Regions from separate parts of the Homo sapiens genome. Here region 2 is linked to region 1. Evidence: read pairs that join two places in POLR2A ChIA-PET (ENCODE). Cell type or tissue: GM12878. All regions are shown on one strand.

Region 1 (2,500 bases):
TTTAAACTGTTTCAAACTATACCAGAGCACACTTAATAGTTTTATGTTACAATAGTCCTTAGTATAGTTTTATGTTACAATAGTCCTTAGTGTGTTTCAGCATAGAAACATCAGAGGTTTTAACATAATTAATACTGAGAAGTTTAATTTCTACCACAAATTGAATTAATACCTTTAAGATATAAAGGTAAAACACTGCCAAAATTTTGGCAATAACTCTACCAAATTTTCTTCTCTGTGTCAGAGTCTAGCTTTCTGACAGTAAATTATCAACTAAACTTCCCTTATACGATCAGATGTAAGAAACGCTTTGATTTTCCAAATATGTTTTTCTTCAGTAATATTATCAGTAAATCCTAGATTCCTTAATTAAGATAAATCAATATAAAATTTTACCTAAAACATAGAAGAAACTTCATTCCTTCAAAACAGGCACTTTGTAAACATTTACCTAGAAAATATTTTTGTAACTACCAAAAATGGTAAATATCCTATAGTTTTTATAATTTAAAGAGCATATAAATGAACCATGGAGCACTAAGACTACATATTAATTTGCAAAACTTCTAGACCTATACTAATACATTTTATGCAACTTATTTGAGTCTATGTAAGTCTAAATTGCTATGAATATTTATAGTTACTACTGAAGTATTCTTCTCAAATAATCAAAACATTTCAAACTGAGATAAAATGGACTAAAAGGCCTACAACTCAAGATACCTAAAGTGATTCCTTAAGAAAAACATTCTAATTATTTGTATTAACTAATTTTAGTTACCAGTTACAAAAATTGAAAAAGGATAATAAGATAAAGCATAGGAGTGAGAAATGCTAAATTAAAGGTGGGACCATAAACAATTTTTCGCTCAAATAATTTTCCAGACTGTAAGTTCCTTGCTATGAGTGCTGACACATAAAACAGGAAGCACAATAGGCATCTCTTATATGATTCAAATTACAAACTGCTTTATTAAGAGCCAGCTAAATACTTTCATTTTCTCTTATTAGTCCACCATATTATGCAGCCAGTTCAGGTCTACGGCATCTGATTTTAAAATGCCAGAATAAAGTTTATGCTTCTTTAACTGTCATATATGTATACATCATTTTACAATTCTCTTAATAAAAATGTAAACCTTAGGGCTTAGTTCTTCTAATTAAAACCATTGTTTTCATTCTTGTTAACCTATGTGAGGAATATAAGCTACTGAAATGGACTGTCACAGTACTTCCCCGTTTAGAAAACTTAAAAATAATTAGTTTTGTTCTTAAAAAATGATATTTAAAGCATAAGCACAATTTGGATCTCTAGCTAAAAGACAAGTAAAAACCAAAACAGCAATGGAAACAACCTGTAAGCTAGAAACTCAGTACTGGAGAAAAAGGAATTGAATTGCAATTTAAAAGACTGCTATAATATGTGATTTTGCCGTTAACGTGTGAAGTATATATGACTCAAATTTTACTTCTTAAATACACTATGTGGTTGAACTGTTTTAAAATAAATATTAGATATAACTTCCAATGCATTCTTTTTTTTTTTTTTTTTTTTGAGATGGAGGAGTCTCACTCTGTTGCCTAGGCTGGAGTGCGGTGGTGCGATTTCGGCTCACTGCAACCTCCGCCTCCCGGTTTCATACGATTCTCCTGCCTCAGCCTCCTGAGTAGCTGGGATTACAAGTGCGCACCACCATGCCCGGTTAATTTTTGTATTTTTAGTAGAGACAGGGTTTCACCTGTGGGTCAGGCTGATCTCAAACTCCTGACCTCGTGATCTGCCCACCTTGGCCTCCCAAAGTCCTGGGATTACAGGCATGAGCCTCGGCGCCCAGTCTCAATGCATTCTAATAGGGCAATAATGAGATAACTACTTCTTTTTTTTTTTTTTTTTTGAGACGGAGTTTCGCTCTTGTTGCCCAGGCTGTAGTGCAATGGCGCGATCTCGGCTCACTGCAACCTCCGTCTCCCGGGTTCAAGCGATTCTCCTGCCTCAGCCTCCGGAGTAGCTGGGATTACAGGCATGCGCCACCAGGCCCAGCTAATTTTTTGTAATTTTAGTAGAGATGGGGTTTATCCATGTTGGTCAGGCTGGTCTCGAACTCCTGACCTCAGGTGATCCACCCGCCTCAGCCTTCCAAAGTGCTGGGATTACAGGCGTGAGCCACCGCGCCCAGCCAACTTTCTATTTTAACAAGTATAACTAATATTAGTGATGACGAGAAAAATACTTTCTTTGAGATAGAACTTACTTCTGCCTATCAAATCATAGCCAATGGATAACTTCATCCTTCATATTACCAAAGTCCTTAGCTCTTTAATTATTCTGATTGTAACAGGATAATCTATCTGGAAGTTTTGGGTTTTTATACATCTACTTTTATTCCACTAACATATTTCTTGGAAGAGTAATGCTGATCTACAACAGTAATATCCGATAGAAATATGTGAGCCATTATAATCCGAGTAATTTTTAATTTTCTGGTAGTCACATTAAAAA
Region 2 (2,500 bases), 1.9 Mb after region 1:
GGGGTGGGGAAAAAAGCAATTCAGCTCCCCAGCAGCCGGCTGAGGAAATCCTGGTCCGCTCCCAAACTAAATCACTGTTAATTAGAATTACCGGGTTACACTAGTAAAGTCTTATTTAAATAACTGTAACCACTGAAAAAACTCTGGGTTTTTTTGAGAAGCTTTTCTACAAAGGCTGCTGTTTAATAGCAGGTAACAAAGAATGAAGAACGAAATACCGTAGGAAATGTTTTATTCTTTCAAATGATGCTCTCCTCTTTTTCCTGTGGCTATTTCTCCGCCATACTGAAAAACAGGTTAGACATCTCACAGTGGTTTTCTTCTGATTTTCTATTACTTACTAAGGGTGTTACAGTCTAACACCCTTGTCTTTTTCTTAAAGACAAGCCATGTTGGAAAACAATCAATGAACAAAAGACTGGGCTGGATTCTAGAAATACTGTATATCAAAGTTACATCTAGAGACGTTTTTTAAATTTAAGCTCAGCTGAATCTGAAACTTAAGCTCTAAAAAGCTCAATACCCAAGAAAGAATTACCTGCTCAGTACCAAACCACTTTCTTGCTCATTTTTAATAATTCTGGTATTTCTGAACCCTAGTTATCGAAGGCATCCATAAACCCTTAAGAAATTACCTGAGCCAGGAAAAAACTTTAATTAAAAAGTTAAGGTTGATCTTAATGCAGAAGTGTGAAAAACATTTTCCTTCACAACTTAATTGGTTTTGGAAATGCTCTCAAAGTATTACAAAGAGTTGGGTATATCAGATCACTACTTATGTGGGCAGATTAGATAGCTACCTTCTGTTAAAAACTGTTTCAAGCACATTTATTCTTTATTGAAATACAAGCGTGTTTATCTGTTGATTCAGAACTTTGATTTTTCTAATTCTGACCTTTTTCCCACATGACTAGAATCTGTTTTTACACATGAAATAAGGCACTTTTACTGTCCTACTTAAAAAAAACAGACTGACCCAACAATGTAAAATTTACTCTAAAACACATCTTCTCAAGTGTCACTTTCAACTTAATTATTATGCATGGAAAAATACTGAACAGAAAAGTGTCATTAATTTGGCTATAAATCAAAAATAAACTTAAGAAGCAAAGATTATGACCAGCCCCAAAGATCTCGATGAATTTGCTGACAATGAAGTCTCCTAATGTGGGAGAATCTATCCTGGCTTTATGCAATTCTTAAGCTAGAAGTTGCCATCTGAACACAATTCATTAACAAACCAATTTTTCAACATAACCAATAAATAATATCTACCCAATTATAAAAATGAAGTGGTAAATCTTCCCACTAACACAAATGAAACACAGCTCCAAGCTCCAAAACATGCAAGCATCATTAGCAATTTAAAGCCAACTTGCACAACAAACACTAGGGGTGGTATAAGAAACTTCCTCTACCAATGTTACAGCAACAGTTGGCATTTCTACCTACCATCCTCTACTATTCTAAAATGTGGTATTTTAATCTAAACTCTATTTTCCACCTTTGCCCCAAAACCCTAGGAAAAAAGTAGGGAATGAGAAACCAGAAAATTCTAAATAAAATATGGAAATGCATGATTTGGACATATTTTTGGAAATTTACCAGCAGTTATTTTTTTCATTAGCTCCCCATCCAACTCCCTTTCATGTACTAACACATGTGCCTTGCATACACCTTTTTGCTACGGAAGTCAGAATGAATTATAGATTAGGAATCATGTCATCATATTTTGGTTACATGAATCAGAACTGCTGAATGATTTGGTGGCTTGTACACTGGAGACTGTAAATGTGGTCATCTCCCACCTCAGCTATGCAAAATCACCAGTGAATTTGCTCACTGTCGCCTTTCTTCTACCCTAGCCGTCTTTGGAGGTCACAGAAGCTACAAAAAAAGAAAAAAAAAAAAAAAAGAAAAACCTGCGTGCTGTATGTACTAAGAAACAACAGTACTACAGCATGTTTTTGGTTTTGTTTTTTTCTAATGGGAGTAGGAAAAAATTCTGGGGCAACTCAGAATTAACTTAATTTTTTAAATCACAGAACTGAAAAGTTAAATCATCATGGGAAATATTTGCCAATTTATTTTCCAGCATAAACATTTGGACGGCATGGTTATAGCAGAAGAAAAAGGCACCGTGCTATTCAGTGAACTTCTCCCCATTTCCTCTAAAGTGTAATTACATAAAATATGCTTTTAATTACTTATAATGGCTTATAACCTTCCTTTGCCTTCCTTTGCTTTAAATATTTAAAAGTATATTCCCTCATTCTCTTAAAATGAACAAATGCAATATTCAGCATACACTTCCTCAAATCATTCATCTTCCTTTGAAATCCCAAAAGGGAGCAGTCCTCTATTACAACTAAATGAGTTCATGTTTGTTATGAAAACCTACAAGCAACAACTGAAAATAGCGCAGTCAGCACAGGGAATTCCTGGAAGGATGATGGTGCATCAAAAGGCTAGAAAGAAACTCTGTTCTGACAGAATAAAA

Evidence for each region. Peaks named below come from ENCODE experiments on the same cell type or tissue, not always from the same donor. Only the 100,000 strongest peaks of a DNase experiment are listed, where the experiment ranks them.
Region 2: POLR2A ChIA-PET joins it to region 1 with 13 read pairs; 2 of 35 experiments call an interaction of 5 or more read pairs at or near these places.

What each region holds. Positions count from the first base shown.
Region 1 is chr9:122,900,052-122,902,551 of GRCh38, forward strand. The region is part of intron 1 of RC3H2 (ring finger and CCCH-type domains 2); the gene reads right to left. Among named protein-coding and RNA genes, the nearest start is that of RC3H2, 4.1 kb to the right of the region's middle. In GM12878, no CTCF peak of the experiment used is centred here; no DNase peak of the experiment used is centred here; H3K4me3 peaks cover 1,730 bases; H3K27ac peaks cover 1,203 bases.
Region 2 is chr9:124,765,615-124,768,114 of GRCh38, forward strand. All of the region lies in intron 1 of NR6A1 (nuclear receptor subfamily 6 group A member 1), which reads right to left. It overlaps LOC124900274 (a long non-coding RNA gene), which reads right to left. Exons shown (of 2, transcript XR_007061773.1): 1 at 1-2,500. Among named protein-coding and RNA genes, the nearest start is that of NR6A1, 4.4 kb to the right of the region's middle. In GM12878, a CTCF peak has its summit at 1,432; no DNase peak of the experiment used is centred here; H3K4me3 peaks cover 891 bases; H3K27ac peaks cover 574 bases.